Regions from separate parts of the Homo sapiens genome. Here region 1 is linked to region 2. Evidence: chromatin contacts called from ENCODE Hi-C or POLR2A ChIA-PET data. All regions are on one chromosome and are shown on one strand. The core of a region is the stretch at or near the end of the contact, and the rest is flanking DNA. Distances in the headings are between cores, read along the strand shown. Region 1 has its middle 6.3 kb from the start of LINC01816. Region 2 holds the start of LINC02245 (long intergenic non-protein coding RNA 2245).

Region 1 (5,550 bases), core at 2,803-5,302, 5.2 Mb after region 2:
TGGTCTCGATCTCCTGACCTCGTGATCCACCCGCCTCGGCCTCCCAAATTGTTGAGATTACAGGCGTGAGCCATGGCGCCCGGCCCAGTCTGGGAAAACTTGATGGGGAGTGGGGTGAAGAGACTAATGCTTTTTTTTTTTATTCAAGATGGAGTTTTCACTCTTGTTGCCCAGTGCAATGGCGCAATCTCGGCTCACTGCAACCTCCGCCTCCCAGGTTAAAGTGATTATCCTGCCTCAGCCTCCCATGTAGCTGGGATGACAGCTGCCCACCACCATGCCCAGATAATTTTGTATTTTTTTTTTAGTAGAGACGGGGTTTCACCATGTTGGCCAGGCTGGTCTCGAACTCCTGACCTTAGGTGATCCACCCACCTCGGCCTCCCAAAGTGCTGGGATTACAGGCTTGAGCCACCACACCCACCCTATTTTAACCAATTTTTTTTTTTTTTTTTTTTTTTGAGACGGAGTCTCGCTGTGTGGCCCAGGCTGGAGTGCAGTGGCACAATCTCGTCTCACTGCAAGCTCCACCTCCCGGGTTCACGCCATTCTCCTGCCTCTGCCTCCCAAGTAGCTGGGACTACAGGCGCCCGCCACCATACCCAGCTAATTTTTTTTGTATTTTTAGTAGAGACATGGTTTCACCGTGTTAGCCAAGATGGTCTCGATCTCCTGACCTCATGATCCGCCCGCCTCGGCCTCCCAAAGTGCTGGGATTACAGGCGTGAGCCACCGCGCCCGGCCCCATTTTAACCAATTTTTTAAGTGTAGTTTAGTGGCACTAAATATAGTCACGTGGTTGTGCACTCACCACCATCATCCATCTCTAGAACTCTTCCATCATCCTAAACTGAAACTCTGTACCCATGAAACAACTCCTCCCTCATTCCCCTCTACCCAGCTCCTGGCAACCACCATTCTACTTTCTGTCCCTGTGCACTTGGGAGCATCACCTTTCTGGGACATCTGCAACGGTTCTCTGGAGGATTCTGTCTCCCCTTTTTTAAAAATTTATTTTGTTTTCTTTCTTTTTCTTTTTTTTTGATAGAGAAGGGGTCTCACTTCATTGCCCAGGCTGGTGTCCAACTTCTGGGCTCAAGCAGTCTGCCTGCCTTGGCTTCCCAAAGTGTTGGGATTACAAGCGTGTGGTCTCATTTTGGAGGGCAGGAGGGATAGAGATAGCCATAACCTGGAGAATATTGAGATGTGGACAACAAGGATGACAAAATTTGGTTCTATGAGAAATGATCTGTAAGGAAGAGTGGAGGGAACTGAGCATGTTCAAGACAGTGAGGTCTCGGGATGATCTCAGTTCAGGAGGTTTCAGTATATCAACAGATTTGAAAGGAGCAAGCAGGCTGGGCGTGGTGGCTCACGCCTGTAATCCCAGCACTTTGGGAGGCCGAGGCGGGCGGATCACAAGGTCAAGAGATTGAGACCATCCTGGCTAACATGGTGAAACCCCGTCTCTACTAAAAATACAAAAATCAGCTGGGCATAGTGGTGCGTGCCTGTAGTACCAGCTACTCGGGAGACTGAGGCAGAAGAATTGCTTGAACCTGGGAGGCGGAGGTTGCAGTGAGCCGAGACTGCGCCACTGCACTCCAGCCTGGCAACAGAGCGAGACTCCGTCTGAAAAAAAATAAAAAATAAAAGGCGCAAGCAGTGTGATATAACTGGAGAAGAGAAGACTCAGGCAATCACACGGACTGTCTTCACCCAAGCGAAGGATGATTATGTAGGAAAGTGCATAGAAGATGCTGTCAATAGCAATATAAAGTGAATCATGTTAACAATTTTTCAGTGGCCACATTTTTTTTTTTTTTTTGAGAAGGAGTCTTGCTCTGTTGCCCAGGCTGGAGTGCAGTGGCGTGATCTCGGCTCACTGCAACCTCCAACTCCTGGCAAAACCCTGTCTCTACTAAAAATACAAAAATTAGCCAGTCGTGGTGTTGCACACTTGTAATCCCAGCTACTCGGGAGGCTGAGGCAGGAGAATCACTTGAACCTGGAGGGCGGAGGTTGCAGAGAGCCGAGATTGCATCACTGCACTCCAGCCTGGGTGACAGAGCAAGACTGTCTCAAAAAATAATCAAACACATTTTTTTTTTAGAGTCAGGGTCTTGCTCTTTCACCCAGGCTGGAGTGCAGTAGTGGGCTCAAGAGATCCTCCTGCTTCAGCCTCCCAAGTAGCTGGGATTATAGGCATGTGCCACCATGTCTGGCTAATTTTTTTATTTTTACTTTTGAAGAGGTAGGGTCTTGTTCTGTTGCTCAGTCTGGTCTTGAATTCCTGGTCTCAAGCAGTCCTTCTTGAGACCTTGGCCTCCCAAAGCGTGGGGATTACAGGCATGAGCCAGGGGTCCTGATCAGTATTCTTTTTTTCAAGAATAAATTTGAATATGCTTCATTGCAAGGTATATTGTTTCCACTGAGCACCTAGGATTTCTCAAGTTCTTTGTATATTATATGAGTCTTTCACAGCAATGTTAAGGGACAGGTGAAATAAACATAAAATAATTCCTGGCCGGGTGCAGTGGCTCATGCCTGTAATCCCAACACTTTGGGAGGCCGAGGCGGGTGGATCATCTGAGGTCAGCAGTTCGAGACCAGCCTGACCAACATGGCGAAACCCCGTCTCTAGTAAAAATACAAAATTAGCCGGGCATGGTGGCACATGCCTGTAATCCCAGCCACTTGGGAGACTGAGGCTGGAGAATTGCTTGAACCCAGGAGGCGGGGGTTGCAGTGAGCTGAGATCGCGCCACTGAACTCCATCCTGGGCAACAAGAGCAAAACTCTGTCTCAAACAAACAAACAAACAAAAAATTCCTCTTTACAGAGGAGGCAATTAAGACCCATTGTCAATCACCTAGTAGGCATCGGGACTGGGGTTTGAAAGCACATGTCTCTAAAGTCCATGCTTTTATTTGTAATGCCAAAAGACTGGAAACAATCTAAACACCCCTTGATGGGAACCAGTTAAATTATAGTAGTCCATACAATGTAATACTCTACAGCCGCAAAGATAGATAAAAATGAGGATACTCTCATATACCGATAAGGAAATGTCACCAAGATAGGGTGTTAAAGCGGGGGAAAAACCCAACAAACGTGTAGAACGTGTACAGACTGGCACTAAATATGTTAAAATGGAGTAAGGAAGGGTATAGATTTGTTTTAGCTTGTATGTGTAGAAAAACAACGTTAGAAGGATAAACAAAAACCTTATAACAGGGTTATCTATTTAGGGTGGGGGAAAGTGGGCATTTGGGGGACAGGGACAGAAGAGATGTACATCTTTTCATTTTTTTTAGTTTTAAACATATAAATAAATTATCTGTTCAAAAAAGCAAATGCATATAAACATTTTTTTAAGCAACATGAAATTAAACAAAACTGCTGTCCCTTCCTTCCACTGTACCATGTGCCTTAGACATCTTTGGAGGGCAGTCTGTCCTCTTTTCCAGTGAGTTGCACAGGGCAGCAGGCCTCAGGACACCCTGGCAGCTCTAAGGATGGCTTCAGCACAGCCTGGGGAAGGAAGCCCTGCCAGCAGGCAGCGCCAGGCCAAGTGTACCCTCTTTCCTTATCCCTGACTTAGAAAAACAAAACCGATAGGCAAATCCACTCATCGGCATTTCTGAATCCAGTTGTTAACCAATCCTCTTCCTGCCCTTTACTCTCCTTTTCTTCCTTTTTCCAGAAAATCCTGGAAAGCTCTGCAGCTACTTTGCAAAGTGCTTTACTAGCTCTGGCTGCCTTGTTGTTTTCCTTTTCTCATTTGGCCTGTGTCATCCTCTCAGGCAAGTACTGCAGTCAGACTTCCTGCCAGCTTGCCTGCTGGGTTCATCTGTCTTTAAAACACAAAACAAAACAAAACAAAAAGCCTGTATTTTCATAGAACCTACAAACCTCAAATTCGAAGTTATTTTGTCCAACTCTCCACCCAGAGCAGAAGATCCTAGTTGTAAAATTTAGCAGAGTAAATCCACTTGGTTTTAAAGCCCAATTCTGTGGTTTCACTTTGCCCATCCAATCAACTCGGAGTAACAGCTCTCATAAAATATTTGCTCTTGTGAAGAATCCCACGGGGCAGGTCTATTTGTGTGTGGAGTCTAGTGGTGCAGTCAGCACCAGTAAATTTCCATTCAGTAATTCAGTGACTGTTAATCGACACCTAATATGTATCCATCACTGTCTGAGGCCCTGTGCTAGGGACAGAAACAAACACCGAGACTCAGCCCCTGCCCTCAAATCTCTAACAGCCATGTTAGGATACCTTCAGGTCATCAAGCCAGGTCATTAGTGCCTGGCCTAATTTGTTTTGTTTTTAAAAAGCCATTTGCAAGGTATCAGTTATATCACTGTGTTGTGGACATTTTCATGGTGAGCTATGTGTCGGAAATATGATTTATGGGAATGGCTTTCTTTTCTCTCTTTTTTAAGGTTTTGGGGAAATAGCTTTTATACTGCAAAGATAATGGCCAAAGCTCAAACTCTAGGTAATGTAATCCATATAAGATTAATTAGCCTTTCAGGGTGTTAATTTTGTCATAACAGTGTCATAGCTTTCAGCTTTCATTAGCTAGAATTCCTTGGCTAATGTGCAGGAAATTTGAGATGTCTGCCAGGTGTGTTCGGTGAAAGATTTTACAAAATCAAATGTGAGTCTAAAAGCAAGTCATTTTGAGAGACACTGAGCTTGGCAGAGATTCAGGTGTCTAGAACCATACCATATACTCCCCAGAGAATGCTGGGCCAGAACATGTCTTCCCTTGAGCGTTGTTCAATTCACTGGGCACACGGAGCAGAGGACTCCGTGGAGGCAGCATGCTCACTCCCCATTACACACGCACAGCATCACCAGGAACCATACCTCGACATTCATTCTTTGCTGGCTTATTCTCAAAGGAAAACCCCAACCAGAAGATAATGAACACCACAGACTGTTGGAAGCAGCAAGAAGCTACCACACATTTGTGGCTCCCACACATCCACCCAAAACACACCAGCAGGAAGAAAGAGCAATATATTACTCAGGTTTCCTGTCAGGACATCCTGGCTTGAAACACAGGTCTGTCACTTAAAAATATTAAGATAACCCGCAGATGGGAAACTGCTTCATTATGTCCTTGGGAATCTCAGAAAACTGTCAGCTTATGAAATAGAGCTCAAAAGCAAGTAGAAAATCACCCATTCCCATTGATGACGGGTAGTTTTTCTTCCAGGCAAAGAGGATCACAGGAACATGGGGGCATGAAATGACTGAAGGAATCTGGGCTGGGGAAGGCCCCATGCAGTTTCTGGGCAGACTGGGTCTTGTCTCAGACCAACAACCTTGGTCCAAATTTGTCATAAGGACATGACAAACTCAGTATACAAGCATTACCGCGTAAGTAGTAGGCCCTATTTTGTTGGTGACTGAAGATTGCCTTTGAATTCCCCAGTGCCCATAGGCCCTGCACGCCTCACCATCTGCCATTGAACAGTGTAAGGTGTAAGCAGATCAGCTCAGCAGAACAGTATAAGGCTACACTTTGAACAGTA
Region 2 (5,284 bases), core at 2,022-4,521:
AATTGGTGCTAATTGCCATTGTGAACATTTGCTTGTTTCATTTTATTATCTTTTTGAGATATATTTCTTTTTAGTCCTAGGCTTATATTTAAACTAATGTGTAATTATTGTTTGGAATTCTTAATAATCCACTCAACCCTGCTCAAGAGGCAAATATTTTAGCACTGGAAAATATTTATATGTGTCTTCATGGTTTCTTATTCTGGATGCAACTATAAAATAATAAACTACAACAAATATCTTCCAAACAGTAATTATACATTTATTCATATCAGATCCCTTTAAGCTATTTCACTAGTTTGGTGGTGTCTAAGCAATATGGTGACATGCATTTCCTATCCAAGTCAACTGGGTTCCCTTTTTGCAGCTGACATCTCTAAGAGCTGAGACTCTTAATCTGCAAAAGTCATTTTGTAATAGCTTTCTTGAAGTACAACTGGCATACAACAAACTACATATATTTGAAGTATGCAATTCAACATGTTTTGACATATTTATACACCAGTGAAACCATCACCACAATCAAGATAACGTATCTATCACCCCAGAAAATTTTCTCAAGCCCATTTGTAATTTCTCACTCCTGCCCTTTTTCACCTTCCCCTCCTCATTTCCCAGGCAATAACTGAACTGCCTACTGTCACCATAAATGAGTTTCCATTTTCTAGAATTTTATATAAATGAAATTAAGCCATATGTCCTATTTTTACTGGCTTCATTCACTCAATGTAATTTTGTGATTCATCCATGTTGTGTTGTATCAATACTTCATTCCTTTTTGTTATTGAGGACTATGTCCACTGTATGAATACAATGCAATTTGTTTACCCATCCATGTCCCTGTTAAGGGACAGTTGGCTTGTTTCCAGTTTTGGGGCCATTATAGATAATGCTGCTGTGAGCATTTGTGTACAAATCTTTGTGTGGACCTACGCTTTCTCGTCTTTTGGGTAAATACCTAGGAGTGGAATAGTTGGATCTTACGGTAGATGTTTATCTAGCATATTAAGAAAGTGCCAAAAAATGAAAAAGAAACAGTAAACTGTTCTTTCAAATGTTTTCCATTCCCACTAGCAGGGTATGAGAGTTCTAGTTTCTTCACATTCTTGCCAAAATTTGGGATGATCAGTCTTTTAAACTTTAGACATTGTAACATATGCATAGTGGTATATTGTGGTTTTAATTTGCATTTCCCTTATGACTAATGATCATAAGGGATCATTAGTCAATGATGCCTTCATCATTGACTGATGACCAAAGCATCATCTTTGGTGAAATGTGGAATTAAATCTTTGCAAAAGTAAAATTTTGCACAGTTTAGTGTCCTGTGTCATTTATTTGCCAAACATCACAATGCTATGACCTGCTACTTCCTGACACACTGACTTAACCCCTCTAAGTGTGCATTCAAAATCCTAGCATCAGTAAAAGCCAGCATTTATGAGGTGCTTATTACATGCCATTGCCTGTGCTTAGCATTTTATGCGTACTAACTCAGTTATTCCTTACAACATCTCACTTTTTGGGTGAGAAAACAGTGACCCAGAGAGATGAAGCAACTTGCCCCAAATCACACAGCTAGTTCAGTGGTAGAGCAGGGGCTCAAAGTTGTGTGGGAAGTGGGAGAGAAGAATATAAAGAAGCATTGGTCTGCAGTTGAGAATTCATCTGCGGTTTTTCCACATCCTTTGTGCAGAAGGTGAATAGATCGTGGAATTGATCTGGAGTCCAGAATTTTGCCAAGTGCAGAGGACCACAGGGTATGATATCGACCAAGTTATTTGAAGTGACTGATTAGGTGATCTTGACTAGCTAGAGAAGGAAGACAGAAGAAAGAAAGAGCAACAATGGAGGAGTCAGAGGGCTCCAGGAGGTTGGAGGGCCATGACAGGCAAGAGAGTGCTGCAAACATGGATGATTTTGGCTAAAGTGAGATGTAGGAACTTGGGAATTCATAGGCGACAGGGCTCCTAGTACTGATGGGGTTCAGGCACAAGGAGGTTGGATACTGGCAATCAGGAAATGAAGGGCAATGTCACTAAATGGCTTGAGTCCCAAAGAGATAGTCATTTATTTTAATTTTTTTCTAGAGAAAAACAGTTTAGATGCATTCAGACTATTTTCTGTTTTTTCATTCACATGTTATTTTTTATGGAATGAAATCTATCAATATCTTCCTTTATGGTTTGGGTGATGTTTCAGGGTGTTCAATCATCCCCATTTGCATGGAACTGTTCAGTTTTAGCACTGAAAGTCCCACATCCTGGGAAATTCCTCAGTCCCGGGCAAATCAGAACAGTTGGTCACCTTAGAAGCCATGGACTCTCATACTTCAAAAATTACCAATAGTCTCGCAACCAGTTCTCTCCTTTCATTCTCATCCCTCCTCTCTTGCTGAATTATTATCCAAAATACAAAAGAACAAACTCACAGACTGGTAGGAACCTACATCTTTAATCCTAACCCCCGTTACCTGCTTTGGATATCCAACACTCTAACCAAATAGGCTTAATTAAATATGATTCCCCAAACACCCCCACCCCAGGTGTCTCAGTCACTCTGTGCTGTTATAAATGACTATATACTGGGTGGCTTAGACAACAGAGATTTATTTCTCACTGTTCTAGAGGCCGGGAAGTCAGATCAGGGCGCCAGCATGGTCGGCTCTGGTAAGGGACCTCTTCCTCGTTTGCAGATGACCATTCTCTCGTTGTGTCCTCACATGGCAGAGAGGATAGAAAGCAAGCTCTCTCCTGTCTTTTCATGAAGACACTAATCCCATTCATGAGGGATTCACCCTCATGGCCTAATTACTTTCCAGAGGCCACACCACCTAATGCCATCACAATGGGGACTGGGCTTCAACAAGTCGATTAGGGGGAAGGGGGGAGCCACAAGCATCCAGTCCATAGTACCAGGCTCTCATATCTCAGGCCTCTGTTCCTGGTCTTCTCCTTCCCTGAATTTTCTCTCCCTTTGCAGCCTGCCTGCCTCCCATTCTTCCTTTCAGACCTTCCTTTGAAGCAACCTTGTCTAGGAAGGCTTTGCAACCTGAACTCTTCCTCCTTAGATATTTATAGCTCTTTGAGCTCCTCTATTAATTATAACAAGGTAGTAAGTGACAGAACATCTGACACCAGATGGCTCAAACAAACGAAAAGCACCCTACCTTTGGAAGGTAGATCCACATTCAGGCATAGTCGGATTACAGGATCAGAGCATAGCCATCCAGATTCTGTATCTCTTCCTCCATCTCTCAACTCTAGGTTACCTCTCTCCTCGGGCAGCCCCTCCCCTCACAGCTGTAAGAGCATCGGCAGCTTCTTGGGCTGCATTTTTTCAGGGTATGGGAAAAGAGGAGGAGTTACTATATCAACATCCCCAGAGGCTGAAAATGCCCCTGACTGGACCACTTTATTCCATCGCTGTGGTCAGGAGGTTGTGCAGGGCCATGAGGCTGCACAGGTGGTTGTTATGCATTGCATGACACCAAGAGGTGCCATTCACATAGTCTGCAACACAGCTACCGGACCGAGCACACCCTTTCACCTCTCTGGGTCTCAGTTTCATGAGTCAGATAAGAGTGACAAATCTGAGGTCTCCTTTAGTCCTACAGATCTACCATTCCACCATTCTGTGACCTCCTCTGTTGAAATAGTATTTTAGTGGTTTGGCTATCTTTCCATGAAGAGTTCTTAAACTCTCTTTTTATCTATGTTCATCCCCCTCCAGAATAACAAGTGGGTGGTAAGCTTTTTTAAAAAGAGGAAGCAGAGAAGCCCAAAGAAATTAAGATGTAAAAATAGTACATTGTGAAAATTCTCAGTTCCGTGTTACCACTGGTCATATCTATTTGGCTGGACAAGTTATAATGTAGTCGCCATTTGCTGAGTGTTTGTTACATGCTTGCTTCTAAATGTTCCTTGTGTGTTACATCTTCTAGTTTCTTCTGGTGACCCCCATGGACTAGATGGTACTGTACCTGTTGTTCCCATTTTATAGACAAAGAAAGTAAGCCCTGGAAAGTTGCTCGGGGTGCATGTTCACCGAATGGTGGCATCTGGATTTGAACATATGTTTGCTGGGCTTCACATTTCTCTCTGACCCAACACACTGTGTCACTCCTTCGTCAGAGTCTCTGCTGGAGTTCATCGAGTCTCAACTGGGGGCTCTAGCCCAAGGGAGTGATGTACTTGCTGGTTCACAGGAACATGAGTGTTTTTAAAAGGAAGATTCAATTTTAATATAATTAATAATTATAAATAATAACAATTTTATATTTGGAAATTTTTATTTTCTGACAAAAGTATAGAAAGTAAAATTCAATAAAATACTCTTGGCTGGTTGCAGTGGCTCATGCCTATAATCCCAGCCCTTTGGGAGGCCAAGATGGGTGGATCACGAGGTCAAGAGAGTGAGATCATCCTGGCCAACATGGTGAAACCCTGACTCTACTAAAAATACAAAAATTAGCTGGGTGTGGTGGCACACGCCTATAGTCCCAGCTACTCGAGAGGCTGAGGCAGGGGAATCGCTTGAACCTGAGAGGCAGAGATTGCAGTGAGCCGAGATCGCACCACTGCACTCCAGCCTGGTGACAGAGCAAGACTCCATCTCAAAAAAAAAAAAAATACTCATGGCAAGTGGGGACACACAGACAAGAGAGATGCTTCTTCATGTATCAGAACCTTGGGTCAGGGATGACCTTTGAGACTTGTATGTCGATCTGAAGAAGAAATTGTTTTTAAAAAGCTGAAAAGCACAGATCGATACAATAATGGGCAGGTCTTATTTTAGTTAGTATCTGTTTCAATTCAGTCTCTACTTTGCTGCCCAGGGCTGTGTGTATGCCACTAACCTTTCCCAGGGAGTGCTGGTCAACCAGGAGAGCAGGCTGGATGTTGTAGGGGAGCCCTGCCTCTCCAGGCAGCAGCAGGTAGGTCAAGACTCAGACAGCCTCTCTTCCAAGCCTGGCTTCCTGGATCTTTGTCCAACCCTAACGTGTGATGGGAGGTACACAATGCAAAAATAACCAAAGAGACCTAACTGGGTTGCTGCTGAAAACAAGGGCTTTTTCATATGAAGATGTCACATTAAGGAAAGAATACCATGCAAGCTGATAGACGACTGTTCCGCAGGAAGGTGGAACCAAGGTGGTCCCTGCTTGTCCATGCATGGGGCACCATCTCTTGGTGTTTCTAGAGTAATGAATAAATGTTCTTGTATTCCAGTGAGTTTCCTAGTGGATAGTTCACTGACCTGTTTATTTGCAGGCCTAGATTCT

What was found. A loop is a pair of places that touch in the nucleus more often than their neighbours do. ChIA-PET counts read pairs that join two places held with the same protein, here RNA polymerase II (POLR2A). Pooled maps may share reads with other maps.
Region 1: a loop to region 2 is called in a pooled map, with 4 times the contacts of the local background. The contact joins the enhancer-like site here to the promoter of LINC02245 in region 2. A Hi-C loop is called at or near these places in 2 of 50 pooled maps. POLR2A ChIA-PET finds 5 or more read pairs at or near these places in 2 of 52 experiments (GM12878 and OCI-LY7).

What each region holds. Positions count from the first base shown.
Region 1 is chr2:70,128,844-70,134,393 of GRCh38, forward strand. No RefSeq gene overlaps it. Among named protein-coding and RNA genes, the nearest start is that of LINC01816, 6.3 kb to the left of the region's middle. RefSeq lists an enhancer at 4,692-5,001. Within about 2 kb of position 4,053, at least 33 of the 41 ENCODE cell types and tissues checked have a DNase peak (open chromatin) inside an H3K27ac peak, as active enhancers do; they include GM12878 and OCI-LY7, where a contact is called at or near this core.
Region 2 is chr2:64,929,176-64,934,459 of GRCh38, forward strand. It overlaps LINC02245 (long intergenic non-protein coding RNA 2245), which reads right to left and starts at 3,272. Exons shown (of 3, transcript NR_036586.1): 1 at 3,170-3,272. RefSeq lists enhancers at 3,647-3,786, 3,827-3,896, 3,937-4,086.